Linked DNA regions of Homo sapiens: region 2 is linked to region 1. A link is a loop called in an ENCODE intact Hi-C map of the cell type or tissue named here. Cell type or tissue: HepG2. All regions are shown on one strand. Links, peaks and the distances in the headings refer to the core of each region. The heading gives the core; the rest is flanking DNA. Region 1 overlaps SH3RF2 (SH3 domain containing ring finger 2). Region 2 overlaps SH3RF2 (SH3 domain containing ring finger 2).

The links. Peaks named below come from ENCODE experiments on the same cell type or tissue, not always from the same donor. Only the 100,000 strongest peaks of a DNase experiment are listed, where the experiment ranks them.
Region 2: it touches region 1 in a loop (2.4-fold over the local background); 9 of 110 quality-filtered maps call a loop at or near these places.

What each region holds. Positions count from the first base shown.
Region 1 is chr5:146,022,423-146,027,809 of GRCh38, reverse strand. The region is part of intron 5 of SH3RF2 (SH3 domain containing ring finger 2); the gene reads right to left. The region is part of intron 1 of LOC107986458 (a long non-coding RNA gene); the gene reads left to right. Among named protein-coding and RNA genes, the nearest start is that of PLAC8L1, 80 kb to the left of the region's middle. RefSeq lists enhancers at 1-157, 179-972, 973-1,768. In HepG2, for the core only: no CTCF peak of the experiment used is centred there; a DNase peak (open chromatin) is centred at 2,619.
Region 2 is chr5:145,978,491-145,983,877 of GRCh38, reverse strand. The region is part of intron 2 of SH3RF2 (SH3 domain containing ring finger 2); the gene reads right to left. The region is part of intron 3 of LOC107986458 (a long non-coding RNA gene); the gene reads left to right. Among named protein-coding and RNA genes, the nearest start is that of SH3RF2, 45 kb to the right of the region's middle. RefSeq lists an enhancer at 4,238-4,532. In HepG2, for the core only: a CTCF peak has its summit at 2,944 (motif pointing right); DNase peaks (open chromatin) are centred at 1,807 and 4,417; H3K4me3 peaks cover 968 bases.

The DNA of each region.
Region 1 (5,387 bases), core at 275-5,274:
AGTAGAAAGGCAACTGGGCTGCAGCGCTAAGGAGAGGTGTGTGCAGAACCTCAGCTCGCTTCCTTTTTTCACCTGGCTGACTGCTATCAGCTTCCAGGTTTTCACCTGAAGATCACTTCTTCCAGGCAGGCTTCTCTGACTTTCTAGACTAGGTGGACCCTCCATTACATACTCCCTTCATCTCCCATAATTGAACCTCACTAGCACTTTGCACGCTTAATACCTTGTAATCAAGTATGTTAATAATTTGTTTAGTTTTTGTCTTCCCTGCTAGCTTGGAGGTTCCATGGCTGTAGCAACCATGTCTGTCTTGTTCACTGTATCACCTGTGCCCAGCTCAGTGCCTGGTGGGCATTCGACAACTCTGTTGACTGGTTCACTGACAGGCTGTGAGGGGCTTTGGCAACTAGGATTCACAATGGGCTTTGGACGCTTGCCAGGTGAGGACAGCATTCCCAGAAAAAACTGCGAGGTGTGTATAGGAAATGGTGGACAGATGACTGGCTCTGCCTCAGTCTCTATCTTTGACTTTTTTATCCAAAGTCTTTTTTTTCCTGCATTCATTTTTGGCTTCTCTCACATGGGTTCACACGGAATTACAGTATGAACTAAGCAAGTGCAATTGTCCCAAGAGTCACACTCCTTCCCTAATTCTGGAATTGTCACTGCTTATCAAGAAAGCAAAGGGGCTTTTGGAAGCCTTTGCACTTCAAAGCAGGCTCCAACAGATCATCTCTGAAGCATGTGGCTGATCAAGCTCATTCTCAGTAGGGCCTGTTTGTATAGGCTGGCCCTGGGGCAGTGGGGATGGGAGATGGTTTTAGCTTCCTGGCTTGACCCAATGATAATAATAACAACAGAGTGAACATTTATTGAGCCATTTACCACTCCTAAACCCTGGCCATTATCTCATGTATAAGCATTGCCTTGTTTTATCCTCGCAGCCATCTTATGAAAATTACCATCATTAGTCCCATTTTACAGATATAAAAACTGAGGCTCAGACGGAGTAAAGTATCTTGCCCAAGGTTATACTGTTTGGTAAGAAGCAGTGTGAGTTCCGTCCTAGATCTAGCTGACCCCAAAGCCCATATTTTTATTTCCTTACTATACTGCCTGTGCTGAGAAGCTCTTTGCCTCAGAGAATAGCTCTACCCAATACCTGCGGGGCCTGACAAAACTTTGCACCAGACAGAAAGAAAACAGGTCTGTTGTGTAAATGTGTGCTCCCGCAGAAGACAGGAAGAATCACAACAATAACCATGATTCATTAAATAATAGAAACAGCTCTTTCCCTGTGTTACCTATCTTCAGAGTGTGCTGTTAGCCAATTAACGCACATAATACTCTGCCAAGCCACTTTTGTCATTCCAATGAGAAAACTGGGACCCAGACAGGCAAAACCCTTTGTCCAGGGCTATACAGTTAACTGTGGGAGTGCTAGGATCACATTCTTTGAGGCCTCGCTCGTGATGTATCTATCACCTTTCTTGTGCAAATAAAGGTTACTGCCACCTGGGACTATGTGGCTCAAAGATGTTATATATTGTAGGGACTATTAGTTATATTTTAAATTATAATTCATGTGTTTATTTAATTTTTGGGGGAAGACCTTGAGTCTGTTAAGGAAGTACCTTTTCCTGCCAGTGTTTTACATATAAGAGGCAAGATCACCCCCTCCTCCATATCTGTTAGTAGTTGTGAAAAACTATACCTTAAAACATTCAGATTGGAATGATCATTTAGATTTTAAAACGTTTGGCCCATTCCCTGTGTTAATTCAGGGTTCTCCCCAGTCACACAAATGACAGATTCTAAAAGCTCCCCTTGGAGGAAAGAGGGGGAAGGTAATAGCAATGGCTGCAGCTTGAGTTATTGCTACCATTGCCAAGACCCTGCATGGAAGGAGTTATCCCAGTTTGCAGATGAGTACACTGAGGCTTATTGGGGTTAGATACTTAATTTCAATGTCATTTAGTTACCAGATGGCAAAGCCATGACAAGAAGCTTTGCCTGACTCAAAACCTTTTTGTTTGTACTAAGCTACCTTCCTCTGTAGAATAAATACAAACCAAACCAAACACAATAAAAACAACAACAGAATCCATAGATTCCACTTCAGCATTGGCAGTATTTAGTTTCCAGCAGTCTATGCGGTAGGAGAGATTTCTCATTGTACTTCCTTAAATCCTTCATGTTTTGATTTATGTTCCTTTTCTCTTCAGAACACAGGAAAATAAAACTGGTATAGAAATGCAAGTTTGGAAAAACAAAGTCATCATTCAACCCCACATCAATCTTTTCTTCTCCAAGCTGAACAAACTTGGGCCTCTTTCTCCTGATCTTGGCTCAAGTGTGGGAACCAGACCTCAGGAAGGCAAGGGAGGGAACATGTGGGCCAAGGAGGCCTGGACTGGGGGCCAGCCTACGGCAGTGGCAAGGATGTAAACAAGGCGACTGCACAGGCAGGCAGTAAGATTAGCCCAGCTGGCAGTGGCCAGTGGAAAAAGGGGTGGCTGTTCAGTGATGGCAAACATGCCATGCGGGAAGGTGGTGAGAAATGAATCTTGTCTTTGAGCTAGGGGAATGCCCAGGAACAAATGAGAGAGACAGAGAGAGAGGTTAAGAATATGAACTTTGGACTCCCCAATATATGCTGAGGGATTATGATGTGTAGGTGTGGAGATCAATAGTGAGATAAAGCTCACAGTGCTGTGTCTTACAAATAGCTCAATATTATGGAAGAATTGTGGCATAAAAAAATTCAGGAGTGACAGATTTGGAACACCATCATTTTGCAACCCCTAATGAAATAATGTTCAAACCACCCGGTAAAAGGCTAATGGGGACCCATTTAATGGATGGAGCAGGCTGACACTTGAATAGAATCAATTTTAATACAAAAAGGGAGGCAGTTAGGCATTATGTGCTTCCTGATGTGTTGCTATAAAAAGTACTTAATTTTTAACATGAGTGTAAATATAACAAAATGGGAAAAAATAGTCTTTTTCAGTAAATGATGCTGGAACAACTTCATATCTACAGGTAGAAGAATGCATCTGGATCCCTATCTCACAACATACATAGAAATTAACTCCAGCTGGATCATAAAATCTAAACATTAGAGTAAAAACTGTAAGCTCTTAGAAAAAAATGCAGTGATAAATACTTATGAATTTGAATTAGACACTGGTTTTTAGATATGACAACAAAAGCACAAGCAACAAAGGAAAGAGTAGATGTGATGAAAAGCTTTTGTGCTTCAAAGGACACACCTAGAAAGTGAAAAGGCAACACGCAGAATGAAAGAAAAAATTGCAAGTCATATAACTGATACGGGACTTGAATCTAGAATATGTAAAGAACTCTTACAACTCAATAATAATAAGGAAACCCGATGATAAAATGGGCAAAGGATATAAAAAAACAGTTCTCCAAAGAACACATGCACTATAAACGCATGAACAGATGCTCTTATTAGCCATGAGGGAAATGCAAATCAAAACCACAATAGGATAACATTCACACCCAATTGGATGGCTGCAATAAAAAAGATTGATAATAAAACAAGTGTTGGCGAAGATGTGGGGAAATTGCAACCTGCATACACCAAGCCTGGGAATGTACAATGGTGCAATCACTTTTGAAAATCATTGGCAGTTCCTTAAACACAGAGTTACTATATGATCTAACAGTTCCACTTCTAGGTATATAATCAGATGAAAGCATATGTCTACAAATGTTCCATAGCAGCATTATTCAAAATAGCCAAAAAGTAAAAACAACCCAAACGCTCATTCATTGATGAGTGGATAAACAAAATGTGGTATATTCATACAATAGAATGTTATTTGCCATAAAAAGGAATGAGTACTAATACATACCGCAACATGAGTAAACCTAAAAACATATTCAGCGAAAGAAACCAGCCACAAAGATCCAAATATTCGAATACTGTGTGCTTCCACTTATAGAAAACATCCAGAATAGGCAAATCTATAAAGACAGAAAGTAACTTAATGGTTTCCTAGGGCTGGGGTTAAAGGAAATGGTAGTTTGGGAGGTGATGGCTAAGAGGTGTGGGATTTCTTTTTGGAGTAAAGGAAATGTTTAAAATTGACTATGGTGATGAATGCTCAACTGTGTAAATATATTAAAAGCCATTGAATTGTACACTTAAAAAAACTCAAACCAAACTAAAAAACAAGTACTTAGTACTGCCTATGAAGTATTCTTGACAAAAAATTGAGCCCGAAGCTTTCAAGCCTCTAGTTCTATCAGCTTACAGAAAGTATGGGGGAGGCCAGCCTCAGTGGCTCACACCTGTAATCCCAGTACTTTGGGAGGCCGAGGCGGGTGGATTACTTGAGTCCAGGAGTTTGAGACCAGCCTGGCCAACATGGTGAAACCCTGTTTCTACTAACAATACAAAAATTAGGCAGGTGTGGTGGTGCATGCCTTTAATCCCACCTTCTTGGATGGCTGAGGTGGGAGGACCACTTGAACCTGGGAGGCGGAGGTCGCAGTGAGCCAAGATCATGCCACTACACTCCAGCCTGGGTGGCAGAGTGAGACTCTGTCTAAAAAAAGAAAAAAGAAAAAAGAAAAAAAGAATGTATGGGCTAGAGAGGAATGTATTATCACTGCAAAAATGCAACCAGTAATATCCAGAATTTGGAAAATTCAAAAGGGCAAGTGACTTTGTTTTTTTAATGTATAGATGGTTAAGGGAGAAGGAGGGATATGTAGAATAAAGAAATTTAAGAGCCATATTAACTCAATGCAATGTGTTTAATTCATTTTGTTCCCATTTGAACAAACACTAAGAACATTCATAAGGCAAATATAAAAATTTGAACACTGAATATTTAATGTTTTTAAGGAATTGTGTGTGTGTGTGTGTGTGTGTGTGTGTGTGTGTGTGTGTGTGTGTGTTTAGATGGAGCCTTGCTCTGTGTCACTCAGGCTGCAGTGCACCGGCAAGATCTCGGCTCACTGCAACCTCTGCCTCCTGGTTCAAGCCATTCTCCTGCCTCAGCTTCCCAAGTAGCTGGGACTACAGGCATGCGCCACCACACCTGGCTAATTTTTGTATTTTTAGTAGAGACGGGGTTTCTCCATGTTGGCCAGGCTGGTCTTGAACTCCTGACCTCAAGTATCTGCCTGCCTCAGCCACCCAAAGTGCTGGGATTACAGGCATGAGCCACCGTGCCTGGCCTGTTGTTCATTTTTTAGTGTGTGATAATGGAATCATGGTTATGTTAAAAATATTTTTAAAGAGACACTTGCTGACATTTTTCTGGACGAAATGATATGATGTCTGGACTTTGCTTTAAAATAATCCAAGAGGCAAGGTGGGCAGATCACTTGAGTCAGGAGTTTAAGAC
Region 2 (5,387 bases), core at 90-5,089, 44 kb after region 1:
AAGGCTCCATTATTTAAAACATGCCTTGAGCTATATCTACATCCCAGTTTTTCCAGTGGGTACTTGCCTTGGAGACTCTCGCTTATTGAAGACTTTTTCTTTCCAACATGCCCTCTGTACTGAGTGTATAATCACCACTGCAGGCAACCATGATGAGTGACAAAAAGTGCCAGCTGGCAGCTCCAGCAAAGGGAACAGGAGAGAGCAAGGAGGTATCTTTTTCTGCCTATTCAGAACATTGAAACCCAATTTATCGCTGGCCTCATGAGCCAAAGAAAGCAGCTCTCAGCAGCTGTTGATCTGAGAGGCTCCAATCTCATTTCCATGAGCTGGGTGTCATTGACACTCATCTGGCTTGTCTGGGAATGAATTGGCATGAAGGAGTCTTCCTCTTTTCATCCCTGAGGATTTGGGTGGGCCTGTTACAAATGGCAGAAAGAGTTATATGGTCACTCTTTTGAAAATAATGCCAAAGACTTTCTTGTTTTTGTTGTGGGTGGACATTCCTTAATAACTACTGCCTGGGGGGTTCTACTCTTCTCATTGCTTTCACCCTCACTCAGTAAATGCTGGTTTTCGCCCTCACTCAGTAAATGCTGGTAAGTCAGCTCTCAAAAAAAAAAAAAAAAAGGCTCTGGTTTGTAGCATTTGCCAATTTCCCTGGTATAAATACTCCTATTTTGGCTACCAACAGACATTGCTGAATGTGAAGTTGGGAAGAGATGTGCCCTATTGCCTGCTAAGAGCTGGTAGAAGCTGGCTCCAAAACACCACTACATAGCTCTCTAATTCACACTTGCTCCAGAGTGAAAGACTGCTTCTGGCTAGCACCATTGCCTTTCTACAACTGGGATTTTAGGATACAGTGTATTCTTTTGCATCTGCTATGTCACTGGGCTCTAATCATGACATTGCGGGGTATTATTATGCCTATTTGGTGGATCTAGAATTCTTAAGATCTAGAATAGGTCTTAAGAATATTCTTTCTACACTCCACCCTCTCCCTCTCCTGCCCAATCGCTACTTATCTTTTAGGTCTCAGCTTAAATATCACATTCCTGAATGTCCATGTCAGGGTCAGGTTTCCATGTGCTTTTATGATGCTCTCACATGCTCTCATGGTGGAATTTGACCAGTGGTGTTGAAGTGGCTTGCTTATTTATCTGCCTCCTTCACTGACTGTAAACTTTGTGAGGACAGAAACTTCTACCCAGCCCACCACTGATCTCAGTGCCTAGTGCAGTGTCTGGCCCAATAAGTATTGTGAGAAGGAATGAATCCATGAATGATAGTCTCCTAATTTCAAAGTTTCCAAATATGTCCTACCAGAACCCCCAAATATCAATTTCTTCATAGATTGGTTAAGGTTTTCAAGAACCAGGGGAGGCTCCTGCTAGAGTGCATGGTCAGCCAGACTTCTCTGTGGGCTGGGTGCAAGTGCTTGCCTCCTCTCGACATGGATCCTCGGCTTTGCCAAGTGTCACAGAAGCAAGCTGAGAAACCTGTTTGGTGTGCTATGAAATGTGCTCATTACATGCATGCCAAGACAAAGACATAGTCAGGAAGAAGCCTCCAGGAGCACCTGCATCTTGATGAGAGGATGAATGTTTATGAATATCCTGGAACCAGCATGTCCTATAATCACTGCAGGACTGAGCCTTATGGATTAGCATGAATTCCCTCAATTTTCCTCCTAGGAGGCTAGGAAAGGGTCGGGCTGCTTTGCATGCTGGGGAGCTGCTGACCTTTTGTCACCACAGAATGTCATACATACCTGAGGCACTCATGCAAATACTTAATCATCTTCTGTAAACACAGCCACTGCCACTTAAAACAGGCAGAAGTAGAGTCTACCACACATTAGTTACTTCCCTTACATTATGTAAGCCTGCAATATAGACTAGTAATGCAGATTTCAGGGTGTTCAGCTTTGTTCTTGAGTGCATATGAGAAAAAATAATTTAACAATTATCAGAGGATCCTGTGATGCCTCTAGAAGCACTGCTGCTCAATAAAACTATCTGCCATGGTGGAAATGTGCTATTCTATGCTGTCCAATACAGCAGCCACTGCCCATCTGTGGTTATTGAACATGTGCCATGTGCTAGTGTGACTGAGGAACTGAATTTCAAATTCTATTTACTTTTAATTATTTAAATTTGAAGAGCTGCATGTGGCTAGTGTCTACTGTGTTAGACAGCATAGTTCAAGATCTAACTATCACTTACAAGAAACACAGAGACTGGTGAACATGTTAAATGACAACACAGGGATGCAATAGGAAAAACTCAGAAAGTGGGAAACTACGAGGCAAATGACCCAATCTCTCTAATAAATAAACTGCATGGGAAAAAGGAAGAGGAGGTGTGCGTGTGGGGGAACCTAGAGCTTAAGAGATTTAGGAAGTTTATCAGCCAACTGCAATGTGTGGATCTTGGTGAATCCTGATTCAAACAAACCATCAAAAAATTATGAGACTGTCTGGGTGCAGTGGCTCATGCCTGCAATTCCAGTACTTTGGGAGACTCAGGTGGGAGGATCACTTAAACCCAGGAATTCAAGACCAGCCTGGGCAACATGGTGAGACCCTGTCTCTACAAAAAATAGCCAAAAAAATTAGCTGGGTGTAGTGGCATATGCTTGTAGTGTTAGCTAATTGGGAGGCTGAGGTGGGAGGATCACCTGAGCTCAGGAAGTCAAGGCTGCAGTGAGCTATAATCATGCCACTGCACTCCAGCCTGGGTGACAAAGCAAGACCCTGCCTCAAAAAAAGAAAAAAGAAAAAAAATTGAGGAAATTTAGACACTGACTGCATATGCGATGACATCAAGAAATGTTTAGATGTGATAATGATGTTGAGGTTATGCTAAAAAATAGAATCTTCATTTTCTAGAGGCAGCTCCTGACATATTTACCAATGAAAGAGTATGATGTGTGGACTTTGCCTCAGTTTCATCCAGTAGGGGGAGGAAGTGAATGGGATATAGATGCAATAAGATTGACCTTATGTTGATAATTGTGGAGGCTGGGCGATAGGTATATAAGCATTCATTATTATTATTTTCTCTATTTTTATATTTAGAAATACTTATAATAAGTTTGAAAAATCAAATCATCAGAGTAATCCTAATGTTGGTGTAAGAGTATGGGCAAAAAGGCACCTTCCTTGAATATTGGGAGCTTAAAATTTCACAGTGAGGAGTAACTAGGTACATTGGTCAAGATTTACATTACGTGTTTTCTTTGCCTTACAAATCCTAAAAATCCTAGTTTTAGGAATTTCTCCCATAGACATATGCTAGAATCTATGTAAAAGATTGTGAAGTGCAGGATCATTTATAATAGTGAAGAATTAGAAATAGCCTAAGTATCCTTCTGTTGTGGATTAAATAAATGATAGCAAGTAACTACTGTGGAATGCTAAGCAGCTTTAGAGAGAATGAGATAGATTGGGGTGGACTGTCATGGGAAAGATTCATGATCTAGTCTCAGGTTAAAAAGAAAAGCAATTTGCAAAAAAATATGTACACCCTGATCTAATACAAAATACATATGTGTATGTGTACACAAAGATAAAGCCTGGAAAAACATACACCTAATTAATTTGGGGAGGGGAGGAACTTACAACTGCCTCGTTACGTGTGGGTGTCAATTAGCTTCAACTCTTGTCGTTTGTTACTATGAATAATCAACAGCTGGTCCTCCCATCAGGTACCCTGGCCTTTCTCCTAGAAGAAAATGTATGTGTCTTCTGGGGCTGAGAGGTTTCATCCAACACAAACTGTTCATCCCTACTTCCAAAGTAGGGCACGTTTCAGAAGTTTATTTATCTTATGATAATAGCTCCCAATTACTGAGCATTGCCCCGTGCTGAGCATTGGGCTAATGTCTCTGTCACCTCACGGGCTCTGGAATAAATTCAGGTTCTCCCACTTGCTACTGTATCACTTTGGACTAGTTACTTCAGCTCAACTTCCTCATGTATAAAATGGAAGGAATATCAGTACCTATTGTATGGTTTTGAGAAGTCAGTGAATAATGCATAGTAAGTGCCTGGTGGATAGATATAAATACTCAATAAAAGTCCACTATCATTTTCTCACTTCAACCTTCCAACAATCCCTATGAGGTAAACGCTATTATTCATCCATTTGACAGATAAGGAAATTGAGTCTTAGAGACAATGGTGTGCTGGAGCCAGCTTCCATGGGCTTGTGAAAGCCAATTGTTAAATTTTCAAAAGTTTTTTGAGTTGGCCGACATCATGTTGATAGTTTGAAAGTAGCCATGATGGGGTATTTCTGCCATGAAAATGAGCGAACCCATTTCCCCCACAGAGCTGCTTGTTAAACATTTACCAGCACACCACTACTTAGAGCAGTAAGATAACTTATCTGAGGCCCCATGGCTGGTGAGTGGCAGAGCCTAGTTCTAGCTAATTCCAAAGGTCTTGTTTGGATATTTGTAGATATGCTTTGTTTGAACAAATCCCTCTTTAAAAGTAACTCTTATCTCCTGGAAAGGCTGTTTAACATCATGTCCCTTGACACTGATTCTCAGATTTTTAGGGTGCATTGGAATCACTTGGAGGGCTTGTTGCAATAAATTGCTGGGCCCTACCCCAAGAGTTTCTTCTGTAGTAGGTCTGGGGTGGGGCCCAAGAATTTGTGTTTCTAGCCAGTTCCCCCAGGTGATGGTAATCCTGCTGGTCTGGGGACCACACTTTGGGAACTATTGTTCTAGCGCAAAATCAGAAATTTTGTGCTATAAACCTTGCCATAATCTTACTTAGGGCCAGGACTTTAATCAGTTCTTTTCCAACAGAATTTAGATTCTAGGCCCTGAGTTTTTCACAGGTGACCATTTGGTAGGATATCTGTGTTCCCAGAAGTATGAGCACAGGAAAACAGGAACCCAATCTTGGTGCCTGTTTCTCCAGTTGGCCCCCATTTAGCTCTGGCAGATATCCCAGGAGCCAGGGCCTCTCCCCACACACAGCAGGAGGCAAATGAAAAAAAGGAAGATTTCAAAGTCTATCTTTAAAACCTGGCAGAAACCTGCCCTATAATTACCCTAAGTGAACTAGTTACAACTTCTCTCGTATTGATGTAGGATTATTATGAGATTGTTCACACAGTCTGGTGGAATTCAACTAATGAATTTAGAGGTGTTTTTTTTCTTTTTTTTTTTTTCCTTAAAACCACCCTCCTAACTAACTCCTGCCTCCTAAATATTGTAGAAAACAAAACCAGGAAGGAAAATGAGGTAAACCCTGAATTAATGTTCTCAATCAGAAAATGTTTATTTACTGAAATGATTGCTGCTTTTGGAAGTACAACTTGCTAAGTCTGGTTTTCTAACTTAAGTATTTCATTTTTCAAAAACAC